Linked DNA regions of Homo sapiens: region 1 is linked to region 2. The links are chromatin contacts, found by Hi-C or POLR2A ChIA-PET in ENCODE. All regions are on one chromosome and are shown on one strand. Each heading gives the region's core, a stretch centred on a gene start or an enhancer-like site at or near the end of the contact. The rest is flanking DNA. Distances are from core to core; before and after follow the strand shown. Region 1 overlaps GBX2-AS1 (GBX2 and ASB18 antisense RNA 1). Region 2 overlaps AGAP1 (ArfGAP with GTPase domain, ankyrin repeat and PH domain 1).

Region 1 (5,341 bases), core at 1,483-3,982, 320 kb before region 2:
ACAAAATATATTCTGGTTTGTTTGTTGGTTGGTTTGTTTGTTTTATTAAAGGGTCTAAAAACGTTTTCCTTTCTTACACAGTTCACACTGAACATCATTCTTTTTCTCACTGAGTGTATTACCTAAACTCAATTCTACAAGGCCTAAATTATTTCCTTTAATTTCAAATTTAGTTTTTAATGACACATTCACACAGCTCAAAATTCAGAAAGTAACAAAAGAGTAAAGGATGCGTTTACTGGCTGTTTCTACTTTAAAAAAAAAAAAAAAAGATAGCAGAGGGCCGGGCACAGGGGTTCATGCCCGTAATCCCCGCCTTTTGGGAGGCAGGAGGATCATTTGAGCCCAGGAGTTCAAGACCAGCCTGGGCAACACAGTGACACCTTATCTCTACCAAAAATTTGAAAATTCACCGGGCATTGTGGCATGCGCCTGTGGTCTCAGCTACTCAGGAGGCTGAAGCAGGAGGATCACTTAAGCCTGGAAGGTCAGGGCTCCAGTGAGCTATGATTGTACCACTGCACTCCAGCCTGGATGACAGAGTGAGACCCTGTGTCAAAGAAAAAAAAAAAAAGACAACAGAGGAATATTTTGCCTCCAACTTTTATTGAATGTCTTTGATTATTACTTGTCATTTGACGACAGAGAATTAAAAAAGAAGTGGCTGGGCACAGTGGCTCACACCTGTAACCTCTGCACTTTGGGAGGCCTAGGAAGGTGGATTGCTGGAGTTCAGGAGATCAAGACCAGCCCGGGCAACCCTATCTCTGCCAAAAATACAAAAAATTAGCCAGGTGTGGTGGCACATGCCTGTGGTCCCAACTACTCAGGAGGCTGAGATGAGAGGATCGCTTGACCCTGGGAGGCAGAGGTTGCAGTGAGCTGAGATCGTGCTACTATACTCCAGCCTGGGTGGCAGAGTGAGACCCCATCTCAAAAAAATAAAATACACAAATGAAGCTCTCCACTAATATTGGTCCTGGGGAGGCTGGCCTCTGTCCGCACCAACCATGTCCAGGACAGGACGAAACATTCATGGTTGGACCATCAGACACAATCCACAGTCCACAGGCAATTAGTACACAGACCCAGTACTGTGTGACGTGTTATGTTTAAAACTCTGAACCCAGCATTAGGCCTGCCTTTTTAGTATATTTACGTTGATTTAAGTTACTTGATAATCATCGACTCAGTATGGTTTAAAGAAAATCAAAGCCACTGACTCTTTAAGTCTATGGAGCATTTGCTGATCCCAGTTAACTGTATATAATTGTCAAATTTCCAATCTCTGAAATGACCCTTTGGACACACACTGATGGGGCAGGCTGTTGAACTTTTGCAAAGAACACTTAACCTTCTGCAGAAATGGTGTAAAATACAGGCTTGCGGAATGAGCTGGTCCACTCCAGTGCCCCCACCTCCTGTCCACGCCAGGCACCTAAGAAGCTGCTCAATCACTACAATTTCGGGTGCTATTAGCTTGCCAAGTGCTTTTCATCTTTTAAGGGCTGCCCAAGGGCCAAGGGATAAATCAGGAATGTTGTATCTTTTATTCCATTATTTTAAGGATAAATTACTGCTTAGTCAAATTTGTTATGTCCAGATGGGATATGCAGAAACCCCTGTATTTCAATTATGGTCAATACTGCATCTCATTTCTAGGATTTAAGTGTAGTTTGAGAACATCAAAATCCTTTTCAAACTCCGGGATTTGCGTTGAAATTGTTAACATCTTTCTCTGTTAAAACAAAAATTAATTTCACTAAATTGCTAAAATAAGCCTGAGGAATCTAGAACCCTGCGGAAGATTGAATAGGTATTGAAATTCATTTTCAGAGAGGCCTGCAGGTGGCGCCATAAGCAAACGGTCTTACCCTCTCCCACCAACCTACTCTCCCCAGAATTTAAAAAGGAGGAAAACAGGAAGATCTTAGCTCACATGATAAAGGGGAGGGGAGCCTACGAAAACTACAGATTCGTAAACTATCATATAGAATCGTGCTGCCATAATAAAAAATTCAATAATTAAAATATTGATTATGGAATTGCCTGCTTCCTTTGTATTAAATATGTGCAGTTTATAGTTAATGTGTTTATAAATAAATATAATTTTCAGTTGAATTTTTTATGATACCATAATAACATCCCAATCCTCATTTGTGTGTTAAACGTGTTCTTTAACAAAATTATACATTTACTATTGCAATGTAACTAGCTGGGTTTTCAGCCTTCATCTAATTTTCCAGAATGGTATTTCTGCAGTCCTAACATTCTTTGCTTAATCACTCCGATAAAAACGGTGGATTTCTTTGTAATGCAATTTGTAAGCAAAAAACATGATTGAGAATGCAGTATTTGCTGTCAACTATGTTTAACACAGGGTTTTAATTTAGCGGGTAATTATTCATTTGGTAGACGCTTTTTCCATTCACATTTATTTTCCCTGCTCTTAAGAAAGTTCGTAAGTTTGGAGAACCTTGGAAAACCAGGGTTGTGGCGTATTTGATGTAAGCCAGAGTTTGATACAGATGTTATCGCAAGAGAACATTTTTTTTATCTGCTAAAGACAGGAGGTCACATTAACTCGTAATACAGACACATAAAAATGTGATTATGGGTTCTAAACAGAACGCAGTAGGCTCCTAGTTAACACAATGAGATTTCTAGGAAGTGATGCATAAATTCTTCAAAAATGACACATTTCTCACGTTCCATTCCAATTAAATTACTGAGGCAGCTAACAGCCATGAGCACAAAGTACGGGATAAAATGAGGGTTTGCTTCTTGTAACTGTGTCTCTGTGAAAGTATATTTTTATGAGAAGCAGTTAATATTAAGCTATTATTTTTCAGCTGTGCTGGAAGGGATGTCTTGAGCCTTTCTTGTCGCGCTCTCCCCAGAAGAGCCTCCCCCTTTGTTTCTTGGGTTTGCTGATAGGAAGAGCGCGTTGCTCCACCGGCTACCGCCTTCACCTGGGGCTTTGGAGTGAAAGGGACCAGCCCAGGAAGGGGTCCCCAGCACCAGTCCCCAAGGGTGGGTGTAATCGCTGCCCAGAGGCCCTCAGCCAGGAGATTCAAAGGTGGGAGGCGCCCCCTCCGCTCCGCTCCCCCTACCCGCAGCGCCCGGCCGGGACGGGAGGTGCGGGGCTGGCCCCCACTCGCGATCCGCGAACACGCGGGGCCTGTCCTCCACGCCCAGCTCAGGCTTCAGGGACACGAGCGCCCCGCGGCTGCGCGGCGTGGGAGGGGGTTCCGACAGCCTGCGGAGCCCAGCCCCACCCTCCCCAGACCCGCTGGCAGCAAGAGGGGTTCAGGGCTGTTGCCCCGGGAAGGAGGCCCGAAGAGCTTGCAGCCGCCGGGAGGGGTGGGGCGGGAGGGGGCGTCGGAAGACAAAAGGATGTGAGGCTTTAAATTCAAAAAGATGTTTTGAAAGCCAAGCGCTGGGGTTTGAAAGGCGCTGGGAGGACGGCGGCAGAGCGATCCCAATCAGAAATGCGATTTGAAGTCCTAATGAACTTGATTGCGTGAACATTTATAATCCCCCATGGCCCTAAATGAAATCAGATATAATCAGAAGATACAGGGAAGGGAGTGTTTACAGCCGACGCCGGGCGGCCGCGGGACGGGGAGATGCGGCCCCGGTATTGATGTCGAAAATGATGGATAACGCGGGAATGGCAAATATACTATTTGTCTAATGGCTCGGCAATTAAATTCCCCTGTAAATGACCCATGCCTCATTTCATCCTAATCTATGGAATTTTGATTGAATTCGTCAGCTCTAATTGAAAAATACTGCACTTTAATGTCTGCATTGCAGTTTCAGGACGAGAGTGGTTTTAATGAGACAGTGCCCCCATGACCCGGGAATATTTGAGACTTTTATTCGGAATTTAAAGCCAGGAGATTGCTCGACTGAGCCCTGAGATTTCCTCTCCTGTATCCACGTCCATCCATCTCCAGACGCGATTTAATAAACGCACTTAAGGATAAATGCGCCCCCGACCCTCGCGCCAACGTGTTACCCCACGGGCGCCCCTCCTCGGAATAAGGGACGGCGGAGGCCGGGGAGGCGGGGGAGTTGGGGGGCTCAGAAGGTCCTGGTCCCTCCCCGGCCCAAGTTTCCCTGCCCTCCCTGCCACCCTGGTCCCCAGGCACTGTCGCGGACCCCAGACTCCGCCTTCCCTAGGCCAAACCTAGGCGACCTCCCTGGACTAGGAGGCCTGGCTGCCTGCCACCCGCGCACCGGAAGAAGGGACTCGCGCACTCGGAGAAGGGGCCGGGCCCCGACGCGCTTTATATGCAAATGGCGAGGCGAAGCCATCCCTGAGAAATTAGCTACTTGCTGAAGCATATTTACTAGATTGAAATGAGTTAAAGAGAAACATTTTAAGTCGTGCAAACGAGATAATTGGGCCGCATTAAAGCTGGGGATGTTTGCTCCTTTCAAAAAAAAAAAAAAAAAAAAAAAACCGCCGGAGGAGGAGGAGAGCAGTAAAAGCACGCGTAGAAATGAAGCCCCAGCTGGTCAGAGACCGGAAATCCGGTAGTGCACGGGACGGGTTCCCTCGGGGATCTCGGAGGGGAGACCCCCACCCGGGAGGACTGGAGGCAGCGCCTCTCCCGCCCCGGCGCGCGCAGCCTATTTCCCTCTTTCCAAGGGGCCAATCCCCACCGCGGCCCGCAGGGGGCGCGCTCAAGGCAAGGTCCCGCGGCGAGAACGGTGCCCAGTGGGAGCGAAGGGCGAGGCCAGCCCTTGGTCCTTGGCCGGCAGTTCGGGTCCCGCCTCCAAATTCGCCCCCCTCCCCCCCGCCATCTCCAGCGGTGTTCAAAACTCTGATGGCATGGGGGGGTTGAGGGGGTGGCCCTGGGGAGACGGAGTGTGGGGGCAAGCAAGAGGTCTAGGTGCACGCGTTGCCTATCCCTGGCCCACGAGAATGTAGCTAAGGTTTTGCACACATATTTAAAGTAAAATAATCAAAAATGACAGAAAAGGCTTCTCCCTGGGAAGGCCGTGCCTGGCGCCCTGGCGATGCCAGACTTGGTGCTGAGAGCAGACGACAGAGGGAGGACTCTCCAGGGCCAGACACGGCCTCCGCACCTCCGTCTCGGTTCGTGCAATGGGGATGGCGCTGCGCCCACCCAGTAGAGGCGCTCGCGAGCTCTCCCTTCCCAGGAGAGGCGTCGTATGTTGTGAAATGTCACACTGCATCCTGTTCCATTGGGTGGCCTCTGGTCTGTTTTTAGATGTTCCAGAGGCCGGGCGCGGTGCCTCACGCCTGTAATCCCAGCACTTTGGGAGGCCGAGACAGGTGGATCACTTGAGGTCAGGAGTTCGAGAC
Region 2 (5,270 bases), core at 478-2,977:
CAGTTAACGTGGGACAGCTTGGATGTGTTTCATTTCCACCAAATGTCCTCTACGAAAGCCTTCTCTGTTCCAACTTAGAGGCTGTAACAGAGATTGCATGCTGTTGCTATCAACAAGAGTGTGTTCCCTGATGAGGGAGTAGATTTCAATGGTGCCTGTGACACCTTTACCAGTTGCAAAAATCTGGATGAAAGGCACAGCAGTGGTCAAAACGGCACTTCTGGAAATGACCACATAGAACAGACCACACCTTATTTCACTCCCAAGTTCCCAAGTGCCAATTACCATTTAAAGAAGAGGATGAAGTGATGTTGAACAAATCCTCTGATTCATCACATTTAAAAAAACTACTCAAATGGTCCCCTATAGAAGTTGATTGTTAATCAGGACAATCGAATGATGAACCACTGCAAATATTGTATCAGCAAGCTAAAAATGGCCTTGTTTCAATGGAAGACTCACACAGTACATACTATATATAAAGTATTGCATTTCATGCCCCATTTCCTGTAACATATTAGTGGGCTCAGTCATCAAGTAACAATTGTCTCCTTGCCTGGTTCAGATATTGTGGTGGTAAGAGGAGGGGTGTCTGCAGTGGGAGAACAGCCCTTGGAGGCTGACGGCCGTACACAGGGAGAGATTTGGTACTATTTGTTTTATGGGCCCCATCAACAATATTAAATAATTGCACATCTCCGTTTTGGCAAATAATGCAGTCTTGGTAAATATTTATTTTTATACATGCTAATTGAACCATCATTTGGCATGTTGTTCTTCCTTTAATTATTTAAGATTACTCAAAAAAGAACGGCTGAATAGCAGAATCTTCCTGCAATTATTTGATTAATTTACTTCACTATTAAAATGTCAGAAACATTTATTACAAAAAAACAGAATCTGTACTACTGCCACTTCTCTGTAAAGCAAAACATTGTACTGTCTTTAATTGTGAGCTGTTTGGAATCTCAGTCAGTTGCTGTATTTTTGAGAAATTCCACAAATGAGAATAAGATTCACAAGGACAATACTGGATTTGTTAGACTCCTGTTAACACTATCCTAGATACCATTAATAAAATACGTATCTGTGATGTGAGACTGGAAGGTATGGGGAGACAGTGGTGACTAGAAAGCTGCGCAGTTAGAAAAAGGTAATCCTCATATTCAATCCATAAGCCATCTCCTTGAGGCAAAAAAAAAAGGTAATTATAATTATGGTTTCAAGTTAGAACAGTTAAAGGAAATACCGAACGCACTTACGTAATGACTTCCAGCAGAGCTCAGCATTATTATCTTCCTTTTTGCCTTGAGTGCTAGGATGCTCAGAGATAAAGTTATATTTTTTATTTCTCAGTGTATGTTTTCTGGTATGCCCTTTCCTTTGTTGCTTGACAACTATCTTTTCACTGTTTTAATGAGTATTTGTGTTTCTTTCAGTGTAAGATACAAGTTAAAAGGAGGAGGAGGAGGAGAAGAAGAAAACAAACTGAGATGAAGGTTTAGCCCCTAAACTTAGCATTACTGAGGACAGAAGAAAGCAATTATGAGACTGGGCTGGGAGGGGAAGGTAACCCATGGGGATGGTGATCCCAGCCTAGTTCCTTTACAAGAGACATTCGCAGTGGCCATACAACCTCTGCTTGCTGGTGGAAGGCGCTGCGCACAGCCAAGAACTGAGTTGTCCTAGAATCAGAGCTGTTTGTTGCCTCTTGCTGGCGAAAGAGGAGCAGCTCCAGGGCGGAGGCATTTCAGAGCCTTTTGAACTGTACACAGTGCTGTGAAGGGCAGGCAACGGCTTTTCAGACAATAGTTCAGAACTTATTCAGCAAAGCTCGATTTTTTCCTTCAAAGGTTGAAATTTGTTCTACAGATAAAAGTAATGCCTTCGGGAAAATAACTCTAAGGCCTTCCGGACAAATGCGAGTCTCTCTGAGCATTGAGTTACTATTGTGTTAAGGTATAGTCAGCTATGGAAATACAGTTAGAAAAGGGAAGCAGGAACTTTAAAAAAAAAAAAAACTGCTCAGAAAAAATAAGAAACTAGAAGGCCTCATACCAATTAGTCGTTCCTATCTGAAAGCTGCAGATCCAAAATAGTGTGTCGTTTTTAGAGGTAATATGCTCCCATTTTGAAAGGGGATGGAACAAAAGGCGGGGGGGGGGGGGGAGGTTGTGGGGGGAGAGTTGCAGATTTCAGGATGGGGGTTCTCACCGGGCCAGTAATGGCCATTTCCCCACAACAACAGTGAATGGTTCTCTGGCCTTAGCAAACAATTCCTTCCATTTAACTTCTCTGACAACTTCTTATGGGTGGAGAGGGAGTTAACAAAAGAAACAATATGTATTAAAAAAAAAATGCAAGGTGCCCAGAGTACGGCTAATGGAATTTGATGCTGGCTTTAATTTTAATGAAGAAAGTTGCCAGTAGCAACAAAACTGTCAGCAGCCGCCGAGCACCATTAATAAAGATCGAGACAACATTAGTGCCCGGCACCAGTACAAAGGGTTCCCCTTGCTTCATGCTGTGCTAAATTGGCTGCCCAATTTTTCTTAAGTGTCCATTCTATTTAGAAGACAATTTATTAATTTTTGCCATTCATTGTCAGTTGACAGGCCATCATTTTGTAGCCAGAATTTTAGATGAAAACTAATTGAAAAGACTGGCAGTATTTATGAGGGGTATTATTTGTCAATTACAGTGGCAAATACTCCTTGCTACCACCAACTTTGATGCCCCTGATCTCTGGGTGTGAGCACTGTTACTGCTGGCATTAAAATATGAGTAAGCCTCTCCCTGCTCATCAATTTCACAGGCATGTAGAGAAACCACCTTTCATGTTCTAGGGACCTTTCATGGTAGACGGATACATTATAACTTTTGACAAAGAGGAAGTACACATCAATTAATAATCACAGACAATCATGCATACAAAATATAATTCATTGTGAACTAGTTCATATTTTTTTTTATCATCTCTCAGTAACAGTTATTAGTTAAAAGGTCTGTTTCCTAAATTCTGTATGGTTTTAAAACATTTTCCCCCTAACCTACTGCATCTTAAACTCAAACATGTACAAACAGGATATATACGTTCTGCCCATCAATTTGCCAACTTGAAAGCTCAATGTCTTATCTTAAATAAAACAGGCTGACATTTTTATAAGTAAAAATGTTTTTAATCAGTAAGCAGCCCTTAGAAACTGTGCAACTAAAAAGTTTGATAAATATACTTCTCTAAAAATGTTATGTTCATGTTCTATAGCATTATTCTTACATTTTTTAACTAACGCTACCAAAACCGTTGATAAAATGCATCTTAGCAATGAATACTAATCTGCTTACTAACTAAAGAAAAATTTACTGAATTACGATTTTATACGCCCAACTTAACTTCCTTTATGTGGTAATGTTGATGATGGAATTCATTAAAGATTGCTATATAGTCTGGATTATGTTCAATTTGAATTTATACAAAGTTAGAGATTTTAGCAATTAAGATACACATTCTCCCGAAGTGGTGATACTAAATTAAATGCTGTACCGTCATGGTGTATCTCATAAACTCTCCAGTCCTGTACCAGAAAAATGAAAATCCCCCAAGATCACCCAGGAAGCAGCCCTGGGTATAAGCCTCACACTCCCAACATGGGCAGACAGTGTGGCAAAAAACATGGCACAGGGCGATAGGCCTGCTTCTGCAGGCTCTGGTTCTTCCAGCGCTTTTACTGGAAAACTCTTTATACCCAGTCAATTCCCAAATGACGACTGTACTACATTCTTGCAAATCAGTTACATAAGAATGCTTATTATTAGCTGCTTCCAGTCTTTCCTCATCACTAGTTGACTTTGAATTTGCTGCTATACAAAAGCTAGTTGGCAAACCGAGGAGGTGCTCTTCTGTGTCATTTCTGTTATGGTGTATATGTGGAGAAACAGACAATGTATACATGTGACATGCAATGCATCCATGTTCTTGGTGTATCCACTTCTGCAGGTTCTGTTTAAAAAGGAACAGCTGCAATCAGGGTGGGAAGCTGCTCAACGGACATGCACACACACTGTGAGCAACGGGAGGGTCGGGGTCAGGACCCTGCAAGGCAGGAACCTGTGTCTGAGGTCTCCTTGGGGACGCTCGTCAAAGGATCTACGACAGCGGCCCCCAACCTTTTTGGCACCAGGGACCAGTTTCCTGGAAGACAATTTTTCCACGGATAGGGAGGAGGGATGGTTTTCAGGGTGAAACTGTTCCACCTTAGATCATCGGGCACTAGATTCTCATAAGGAGTGTGCGTCCTAGATCCCTTGCATGTGCCGTTCTCAATAGGGTTCGCACTTCTGTGAGAATCTAATGCCTCCGCTGATCTGACGGGAGGCAGCGCTCAGGCAGTAATGCTCACTCACTCGCCGCTCACCTCTTGCTGTGTGGCCCGGTTCCTAACAGGCCACAGACTGGTACCAGGCTGCCATCTGGGAGTGGATGACTCCTGCTCTAAAGTGTAGCATCTCAGGCTCACCACCTGCGTCTCCATGGAGATCACTTACACAAATCCCGGCCCATTAAATACAGTGTGGCTGAGTGTGTGTGTCTTCATGTTTCCCTACAGCGGCATTCTTTCAGGCACTGGTCTCACATCTACCACGTCCAACCGGACCGCAGCGTGGGAACCAAGCGTGCTCTCAGACACCTGAGCTCACGACAGTGGCTGGCACTTGCAGGAGGCCTTCAGGTCTGAGTGTCAAGCAGGGAACACTGGCTGAAGTTTTGAAATTTCATGACAACTTGGGCAAGGGACATTTATGGTGGTTGTCCTACATCCAACTCCTGTGCTCATGGCCAGGACCTGTGACTCTGCATGGGCAGGTGACCCTTTCCCATCCTGGCCTGTGTACTCTGGGTCAACATGTGGCCTAGGCCAAGGCAATGAGCCCCAGTCACAGGAACTGGTTCAGTACTGGACAGGCAGATGGTCCACACAGAGCTGCTCACGACTGATGAGGACATTAACGGACCTTCGGTTTGAGTCTACTGCTGGCTTAGATGTGGAAAGGACAGGAACCTCAAGGGCCCAAGTTTAAGCACACAGGTCATGAGAATGTACAGATCCTGATGGCAGCCCCAACCCAGAGGGATCGGACTCAGGCTATCCTCCTCATGGTGCTGTTTGGGGTGACACCCCTGCTTCTATGAGTCAGAGAATCCCTTCCTTACTGACACCAAGCGAATCACATTTTCTTATATGGAAAACCCAAACAATTCTGGGTGAATC

Evidence for each region. Hi-C counts contacts between places; a loop is a spot of excess contacts on that map. ChIA-PET counts read pairs that join two places held with the same protein, here RNA polymerase II (POLR2A). Pooled maps may share reads with other maps.
Region 1: a loop to region 2 is called in a map of endothelial cell of umbilical vein, with 12 times the contacts of the local background. The contact joins two enhancer-like sites. A Hi-C loop is called at or near these places in 2 of 168 maps with a recorded cell type or tissue (A673 and endothelial cell of umbilical vein) and 4 of 50 pooled maps. POLR2A ChIA-PET finds 5 or more read pairs at or near these places in 2 of 52 experiments (A673 and endothelial cell of umbilical vein).

The regions. Positions count from the first base shown.
Region 1 is chr2:236,177,567-236,182,907 of GRCh38, reverse strand. All of the region lies in intron 1 of GBX2-AS1 (GBX2 and ASB18 antisense RNA 1), which reads right to left. Among named protein-coding and RNA genes, the nearest start is that of GBX2, 12 kb to the right of the region's middle. RefSeq lists enhancers at 2,553-3,068, 3,069-3,586 and silencers at 4,528-4,822, 5,028-5,322. Within about 2 kb of position 2,732, at least 3 of the 41 ENCODE cell types and tissues checked have a DNase peak (open chromatin) inside an H3K27ac peak, as active enhancers do; they include endothelial cell of umbilical vein, where a contact is called at or near this core.
Region 2 is chr2:235,856,293-235,861,562 of GRCh38, reverse strand. All of the region lies in intron 9 of AGAP1 (ArfGAP with GTPase domain, ankyrin repeat and PH domain 1), which reads right to left. Among named protein-coding and RNA genes, the nearest start is that of GBX2-AS1, 310 kb to the left of the region's middle. Within about 2 kb of position 1,727, at least 5 of the 41 ENCODE cell types and tissues checked have a DNase peak (open chromatin) inside an H3K27ac peak, as active enhancers do; they include endothelial cell of umbilical vein, where a contact is called at or near this core.